Regions from separate parts of the Homo sapiens genome. Here region 1 is linked to region 2. The links are chromatin loops, found by intact Hi-C in ENCODE. Cell type or tissue: ascending aorta. All regions are shown on one strand. Links, peaks and the distances in the headings refer to the core of each region. The heading gives the core; the rest is flanking DNA.

What was found. Hi-C counts contacts between places; a loop is a spot of excess contacts. Peaks named below come from ENCODE experiments on the same cell type or tissue, not always from the same donor. Only the 100,000 strongest peaks of a DNase experiment are listed, where the experiment ranks them.
Region 1: a loop joins it to region 2, with 3 times the contacts of the local background. A loop is called at or near these places in 1 of 110 quality-filtered maps.

What each region holds. Positions count from the first base shown.
Region 1 is chr17:79,017,264-79,021,648 of GRCh38, reverse strand. C1QTNF1-AS1 (C1QTNF1 antisense RNA 1) reads left to right here. Exons shown (of 3, transcript NR_040019.1): 2 at 1,413-1,643; 3 at 2,033-2,440. Among named protein-coding and RNA genes, the nearest start is that of C1QTNF1, 4.7 kb to the left of the region's middle. In ascending aorta, for the core only: CTCF peaks have their summits at 1,726 and 1,926 (motif pointing left); DNase peaks (open chromatin) are centred at 798, 1,368 and 1,918; H3K4me3 peaks cover 920 bases; H3K27ac peaks cover 2,023 bases.
Region 2 is chr17:78,931,729-78,936,113 of GRCh38, reverse strand. No RefSeq gene overlaps it. Among named protein-coding and RNA genes, the nearest start is that of TIMP2, 8.5 kb to the right of the region's middle. In ascending aorta, for the core only: no CTCF peak of the experiment used is centred there; DNase peaks (open chromatin) are centred at 314, 580, 1,873 and 2,503; H3K4me3 peaks cover 1,652 bases; H3K27ac peaks cover 4,000 bases.

The DNA of each region.
Region 1 (4,385 bases), core at 186-4,185, 85 kb before region 2:
AGTCAGATGCAAATATCCCACAAAGCATCTTACCCAGTGGGCTTCGGGCAGCGCCCCTTCGTTAAACACTTGAATATTCGGCAGTGGGATGAAGGCATCCATAGTCTCAGGATAGTTCAAGCCACATTGTTCTGTCAAATTTGTGTGTGCCAACTTTAGGGAAAAACTAAGGTTTCAGATTTTTTGCATTTCAGGGATTTTGGAGAAGTGATTGTGAACCTGTAGCTTCTCACATGATTAATAAAAAGGTTGGTGGAACAGACACATTGTTCATTGCAACTACCATTATTACAAGTATAATCTTCCTTCCATCCTCTTGGGAAGAGGAGGGAAGGAGGAGATTAGAAAAGGGATTACTCATTTTCCTTGAGGCAGAAACTGGGGATAGGGAGGAGTGGTATCAAACGGTAACAAAGAGAGCCTGGGGTTTCCCAAGATCTTGTGTGAGACCCAAGGCTCGGAGGCATGGGAACTTCCAAAGAATAGGAGTTGAGGTCTGAGCACATGTCTTAGGTGCCACCATCATGGCTCACAACTCAAGGCAGCAGGCAATGGGCAAAGACTCACAAGGCCAGCTCCCAGAGAATACAAGCTTGTCCTCAATAAAGTGAAAAAAAAAATCCAAAATAGAGAGCATGCCAGGTTCCTAATGCTCTTTGTCATCAACTTCACTTCTGCTTTGTAATTTTAAGTAGGAAAGATGGAAACTTTGGCAAGCAAGGGATGTCCTTGCAGAGTGGCTGATTTTCTTCCTTCTCAGCCTTAGGTGCCCCCAAGCAACAAGAGGCAGAGTGTTTTCCCTTTGGCAAAATCCTTTCCTGTTGGGCAACAACAACAGAAATCAAAAATAAAAATCAGCCACAGTGCCTGGGGGATTTCATCAGCCCTGAGATTATGGGTCAGAAGTCAAAGCCAACTTCCAGAAAGACTGAGTCCCCTCCCCAAGGTCTCTCTCTTAGCCCCCACAAACCCATCCTAAAACTCCCTAGGAGCTCACATCTACACAAGGTGTCTGGGTCAAAACCCCTAAAGGCTTCCTGAATATTCCCAAATCATCCCATATTCTTAGTCAAGGGTAGATCCTAGAATGGGAAGAAATATTTCCTGGAACCCCTGGCAGGGAAGGCAGCACGTTCTGTGCCCTCCCTGATTTGGTAATTCTTTCTCTCTCCCTGGGCCTGTCACCACCACTCGCTGGGTCTGTTTACTTATTGCTGGAAAAAGCAATGTGATCTCAGTTAAAGTCTGCAAGACACTCGGTTCCAGATAAGCACAGCATGTCATTAGCAGCACTGTGAGTTTTCCCACCGCGGCCCTAACATCCCGCCTTTCCCAGCTATTTTGGGTCGGGCTGCCCAGTCATCCCACAAGGGCAGAGATTGGTATTGCAAACTTTGAATTCTGTTCCCAAGGGTAGCGACCGGCCGGCTCCGATGGTGACGTCCCACTGCCAAGGGGTGGGAGTGGGGAGAGTCTCCACAGAGCTTCGGAGAAGCTGCTAAGATGGAAAAGTGGAAACTTGGCAGACAGATCCAGCCTCCCTGGCCACTGGCCCATGCTCGTGGCTCCTGGATGGCGCTGCCACGTTCTGAGCAGCTTGGGACAGGTGGAGATCAGGACTGGCAGCTGCAAGGACACACCAGGTGAATAGGTTTCTTTATGGTCCTCACACCTGCAGAAAACCAGGAGGGTAAGGGCGTTCCCTCTTCCAGGAAGCCATGCCTTTCCACAGAAGTCTCCCCTGAGGCCATGTACACGTGTGCCTTGCAACTCTATCAAGCCATTTAATTTCCCTATGCCTCAGTTTCCTCACCTCTGAATATTTACTCTCCTGTTTTGGCAATGAATGTTTTCAGTTACATGGAGACAGGCATATACTGATCGACTAGGCAATATTTTACTTGATAAATAAGATGGGAGGGCCCCCTGGTGGACTCCCCAGTTCCAAGCACTTAACTATGAAATGAGTGAGTAAATGCATGTCAACATATGAATGAATGATTCAATAAAGAATGTCTTGTCCTTTATGCAGAGCCACAGAAACTAAAGAGAATTTCCAAAAGGAGTCTATGGTGAAGTCTCTGAGGATGCAAAGAAGACAAGGAGAATGAAAATCCAATGAAAGCCTGATTGTATTTGTTGACCTTAAGGAAAGTGATTTTATGGTACAGCCTCTCTGGAAGGGAGGGTGTGTTCGCTCACAGAATGCAAATACCCTTTGACCCCCTAATCTTTCTTCTAGGAGTTTCTCCTACAGATAAACTTAGAAGGGTGCTCAAATAAGTAAGTTCAAGGATATCCTCTGAAGCATTGCCGTAGTATAAAAAAAGCACAGATACCCTCAAAGGACATCATTAGGGGCCTGGTAAAATAAATTCCACACAGTGGAACACCGTGTAGCTCTTTAGAGAATAAACAGCTCTCTATATGTGATCTGGAACAATCTCCAAGCTATATTGTGAAGTGAAAATTACAAACCCTTACTGAAAAGCACTAAAGAAAATCCAAAGAAATGGAAAAGCAAAGCGTGGTCTTAGATAGAAGACTCAATATCATTAAAAAAAAAAAAAAACTCAGTTCTCGCTCAATTAAGCTATAGATTCCAAGCAATTCCATTCAAAATCCCAGAAGGTTGAAGGTGGGTGAGGTAGGAGGGGACTTGTCCTACATCATAGGAAGGCTTATTATAAAGACATAATAATGAAGATACTGGTATTGGAACAGATGTGATCAAGTATATTAGTTCAACATGATAGAAGGCCCACCCGACAAAGACCCATGTGTGTATGAAAACTTGATCTATGACAAAATTGGCATTGCACGTATATCAATGGGGATGGGATGGATCAATTCCTAAAAACACACAAGATGATGGGGAATCCACAGAAAAAGAAACGTAAACAGCCAAAAAGTGTAAGAAAAGATATACAACCTCACAGTAATCAGGCAAGGAGAAGACACTGATTACCATCAGATTGGCAAAATTAAGCCATCTGATGATGTCTGTGGAGCTGTTACTGGAAAGGGTCCCAAACCAGACCCCAAGAGAGGGTTCTTTGATCTTGAGCAAGAAAGAATTTGGGATAAGTCCACAGGGTAAAATACAAGCAAGTTTATCAAGAGAGTAAAGGAGGCCGGACGCAGTGGCTCATGCCTGTAATGCCAACACTTCAGAAGGCCGAGACAGGCAGACCACCTGAGATCAGTTCAAGACCACCCTGGCCAACATGGTGAACCCCCATCTCTACTAAAAATATAATTACCCCTATTTACCCCTATTCCTGCCTAACCTCCCAGGAATACAGCCCAGCAGGTCTCAGCCTTATTTTACCCAGCCCCTGTTCAAGTAGCATGCCTGTAATCCCAGCTACTCAGAAGGCTGTGGCATGAGAATCACTTGAACGTGGGAGATGGAGGTTGCAGAGAGCCAAGATTGCGCCATTGCACTCCAACCTGGGCAATAGAGCAACACTGTGCCAAAAAAAAAAAAAAAAAAAAGAAAGAAAAGAAAAGAAAAATGGCTATTCCATAGGCAGAGCACCCCCAAAGGCTGCTGGTTGGCTATTTTTATGGTTATGTCTTGATCATATGCTAAACAAGGGGTGGATTATTCATGAGCTTTCTGGGAAAGGGGCAAGAATTTCTTGTAATTGAGGGTTTCTCCCCGTCATAGGCCATACAGGGTAACTTCCAGACGTTCCCATGGCCTTTGTAAACTGCCACGGTGCTGGTGGGAGTGTTTTTTTAGCATGCTAATGTATTATAATTAGCATATAATGAGCAGTTGGGACAACTAGAGGTCACTTTTGTTGCCATCTTGGTTTTGGCAGGTTTTGGCCAGCCTTTATACTGCATCCTGTTATATGAGCAGGGTCATTGTGGCCTGTATCTTGTGACCTCCTATCTCATCTCAGATCCCGGGAGGTTAAAATGCCTTAACCTCCCAGGAATGTGGCCCAGCAGGTCTCAGCATCATTTTACCCAGCCCCTATTCAAGTTAAAGTTGCTCTGCTTCCAATGCCTCTGACATATTTCCCCCCTCCTTTTTACAAGAGGACCACTAATCCTAAGGGTTGTAGAGGTAGGAAGATTCCCCTTCTGTAGCTTCTTCAGGCTAAATAGGAGTAATGATATTCTCATCTAACTATTAAGGTCTTTTGTATTCAGGGTAGAGAGGAACTCAGTCAGAAAGCATCAGCATACTGACGGCCATTCATAACTCTGAGTTCCAACAAAAGGTGATATCTGGAAGACTGGCAAATGTTCAATTTAAGAAAACGGCGAGTAAGCTTATTCTGCATTCCTACACAACGAGTACAACAGGAATATATTCCACAATAGTAAAGCAAAATAAGTAAAATTATCTGATATGGTTTGCATCTGTG
Region 2 (4,385 bases), core at 67-4,066:
CTCTGCCCCCACCCGGCTCTGGCTCAGCCAGCCTGACCCCCTGGAGTCCTGGGTGTCCTCCGGCCTGTGGGCCTCCCAGCGCCGCTAGCTCCCTGGTCTGAAGCAGTGCCTGCCTCCTCCACCTGGATCACCCTGACTCAACCTCCAGGTCCCACTCGAGACATCCCAGACAGCCCCCCCAGACCACCCCAACCCTGCTGGCGCCCGTCCATTGTCCTGGGTCGCACCACAGTCACCGCACCCAGCACACTCTTTGCAATGGTCTCTGTCTCTTTCATATTAAAGGATGGTTTGCGCTGCAGGAAGGAGGGGTCACTCCCCATCCATTTCCCTGACGTCTGCACAGCCCATGGCTGGTGCCCAGTAAATACCAGTTGAATGAATACATGAACTATAGCCTTAAGAGGTTACAGTCAGTAGGGGAGACAGACATCAGAATGAGAAATCTATGAGATAAAATACAGGGAGTCTGGATGAAGTCAGGGTGATGAGCCACAGAAATGCGGGGTCCACCTCTGCCGGTTGCTAGGACGACTGCATCTCCGCCCCGCCCCAGCTGGGCCCCTCCCCGGGGCTGCAGCGCATCGCCTCACTCTCAGCTGGCTGTTGCCTGGTGAGCAGGGGTTGGAGGCCAGGCCGGTCTTAATGAGGAAGGATGGCTGAATGCGGGGCAGGCAGTGTCTGATGGGGCTGGGAGTGACTGTGGGCTCTCTCATCAACGAGGCCACATCTAGGGCGTTCTGCTACCTCCTTCAAGGGGTCAGAACCACAGTCCCACAGGACAGGCAGCACCGACAGCGACCCAGAGCACCCTCTACCCCAGCAGGGAGCCCAGCCCAGTGCAGGTGCGGTGGGACACCACCTGCCCAGACATCGGAGCCTTCCTCATGGGCATCCACAGCAACACGGCTCTGGCTGGGTGGCACCTTCGAGGGGAGGCAAGCAGGGGCCGGTGAATGCAGGGGACGCTGAGGGGTGACGAGCCGTCAGCCTTGTTCCTGGGCCGGAGAGCACCAGGACAGAACCAGGGTAGCCAGTCACGCAAGAGGCAAGGCAGAGTGTGATGGGTGACAGGGCTGTCACAGGTGTCCACAGAGCCTAGGGGCCCTCTGGGGGCTGAGAGGAAGGGTGGCCATGCCAAAAAGTGAGTTAACGAGTCAGACTCAAATCTCCAGAAACCAGCTGGGAATGGCGAGAAGGATCTGAATCGCTTTCCAAGAAGCTTGGCTCCTTCTCACCTTTCTCCTGCCTCACTGCCTCTGATCTCGGTGGTAGTGACCACAGCCACCCCCAAGCCTGCTCTTCCTGCTGTCCAGCACTCCAGCTCAAGGTTGAATGAGGACCTTCAGGAACTCTGCCCCTCACCCCAACCCATCCTCCCCAGGAGGAATCCAGGGACTCAGACCTGTCCCAGGCTTCAGGAAGCCGGTTCCAGAGGACGTGAGGCTGAGTTTGAAACTGGAGGTAATGAGAGTCTGGCTCGGGCCTGATGCTGCTGCTGGCCACAGGGTCCATATCACAGAGAAACTGAAGCATCCCCAGAGGAGAGAGAGGAAGGACCAGAGGGGAGGGCAAGGAGGAAAAGCAGGCGGGACAGGAACAGAGAGAGAAAAACAGGCCTGGGGAGAGGGGAGGAGAGAGGGGACATTCTTGGGCACAGACCTAATCATAGCCTTGAAATGAAATTTACTGCTGCACTCAGCATGGGACAGCCGCCAGCTCCGCCAAGCCAGTCTCCCTTCTGTTTGTACGAGGTGATGACATCATGGCCATGGGGCGTCACTCACACGGAGGAGGAGGAGGAAGGCCAGCTGGCGAGAAACCTGAGCCTCCCCTGGCCAGGCTTCCAGGCAAGGCAAACCCGAAACCATGCAAGTCAGCCTCCACAAATCCCTGCTGAGCTGGGCAGCCGGTTCCTCCACTGTCCACCCCTCCCTCATGGCCAGCTCCGGTCCCCAGCACGCCAGCTGAGGCTGCTTCCTGGGGAGAGCCAGTGATGGAGAAGCCCTGGGGACCGTCTCTGCTCGCTGGCCCTGGTCCCCAACCCGCCCATGAAAGGAAGCACATGACTGCATGCCCAGGGCCAAAAGGAAATAGCCCGGGCATGAGGAAACACCAGCCCCAGGCCCAGAGCATCCAATCCCAGCATCTCGCATGTTCCTCCTTGTGCTTATAGGAACCAGTCTACAGGAGGATCCAGGAGAGCCAGAGTCGCAGGTGTGGGGGCAGACAGGTGGGGAGCAGGTGGGGAGAGACAGCAGAGCTCAGCGGCATAAACTCTTGGGGGTCCACAGCTGCAGAAGCCTCTTGGAAGGAGGGCCCGGGGGCCCTGCTCAAACTGTCCTTGCAGGATAGGAGATGCTTCCGAGTCAAAGAGGAGGCAAAACCTGGCCACAAAGAGGAGAGACACTGCCATTTCAGCCCACGTGAAGCAAGGTCTGCCAAGGCTGCCCGGCTCAGGGGTGAAACCACTGTTGCATCCGGGCGGCCTCCCTGCAGGAAGGGTTCATATGCTTTCAGCCTGAGTCATCTGGTCTAAGCTGTTTACCCGTGGCAGTCTGTAGAGCCAGTGATGTCATGGGCTTCTTGCTTACCACCAGGACAACCTCTCTGCCTCTCCTCCTTTCTTTCTGGTGTCACTAGAGACTTGACCAGGGCAACAGGGCTGGCTTTGGGGCTGCTGCCTGGGGCTGTGAAGGTTGTGCCGGGCACAAGGGGTGTGCAGAGGCTGGAATCCAAGCAGGTTTGCTAAAGGGAGGTGCCCTGGCTCATGGCTGCTTTTGCCCTGAGGGGTGCCTGTCTGCGGAGGGGCGGTAGGTTGGGGTGACAGGAGATGGAAGTGACGGAGAGAGGCCAAAGTCCCACCTTCTCAAAGATGGCCTGTGGGATGGCATGAAATAGATCAACAGACTCTGCCAAACAAAACCCAAAGGGAAGGCCGGGCGTGGTGGTGCATGCTTGTAGTCCCAGCTACTTGGGAGGCCGAAGCCGGAGAATTGCCTGAACCTGGGAGGCAGAGGTTGCAGTGAGCCGAGATTGTGCCACTGCACTCCAGCCTGGGCAACAGAGGGAGACTCTGTCTCAAAAAACAAAACAAAAACAAGCAAACAAGAAAACCAAAGGGAGGCGTGAACCAAGAGTGGCTGGAAGGTGGAGCAGGATCTTTAAAAAGTAAACCCTGATGGCTGTGGCCAAGAAGGCTTTAATAGTGTTATACAGAAAGGGTGGGAAACATCTGTGCTCCTTCCCCCAGGCCTGCCCATTTCAGGGCCGGACCCTCATCGGAATATTACATTACCTGCTCCACACGGAACAGGACAGAAGACACCCACCTACCTGAGTTCCCATTGCCCAGGCGCACCCACTAACCTTTCTGTGAACACCTTTGTATGCTTCTTTTTTTTTATTTTTTATTTTTTTGAGACAGGGTCTCACTCTGTCGCCCAGGCTGGAGTGCACTGGCACGATCTCGGCTCACTGCAACCTCCACCTCCTGGGTTCGAGTGATCCTCCTGCCTCAGCCTGCCAAGTAGCTGGAACTGCAGGCGTGTGCCAGCATGCCCGGCTAATTTTTGTATTTTTTGTAGAGATGGGGCTTCGCCATGTTGTCCTGGCTGGTCTCAAACTCCTGGGCTCAAGCGATCCTCCTGCCGTGGCCTCCAGAAGTGCTAGGATTACAGGCGTGAACCACCGTGCCTGGCCTGTATACTTCTTTCTAGATCCACTCACATATTTGACTTCACATATATGAAGTATTATACATGCTGTTTATTATGGAAATTTTTTTTTTAAGAGTCAGGCTCTTGTTCTGTTGCCCAGGCTGGAGTGCAGTGACCCAATCAGAGCTCACTAAAGCCTTGAACTCTTGGGTTCAAGTGATCCTCCTGCCTCAGCCTCCCAAAAAGCTGAGACTACAGGCACATGCCACCATGCACAGCTAATTTCTTTCTTTCTTTTTCTTTTCCTTTTCTTTTTTGGCAGAGTATCGCTCTGTCGCCCAGGCTGGAGTGTACAGGCACGATCTCGGCTCACTGCAAACTCAGCCTCCTGGGTTCAAGTAATTCTTGTGCCTCAGCCTCCCGGGTAGCTGGGACTACAGGCATGCTACCATGCCCAGCTAATTTTTTGTATTTTTAGTAGAGACAGGATTTCGCTATGTTGGCCAGGCTGCTCTGGAACTCCTGGCCTCAAGTGATCCAGCTTCCTTGGCCTCCCAAAGTGCTGGGATTACAGGCATGAGCCACTGCACCTGGCCTTGACCACCTAATTTCTTTAATTCTTTGTCGAGATGGGGTCTCACTGTGTTGCCCAGGCTGGTCTCAAACTCCTGGTGTCAGGTGATCCTCCTGCCTCAGCCTCCCAAAGTTCTGAGATTACAGGTGCAA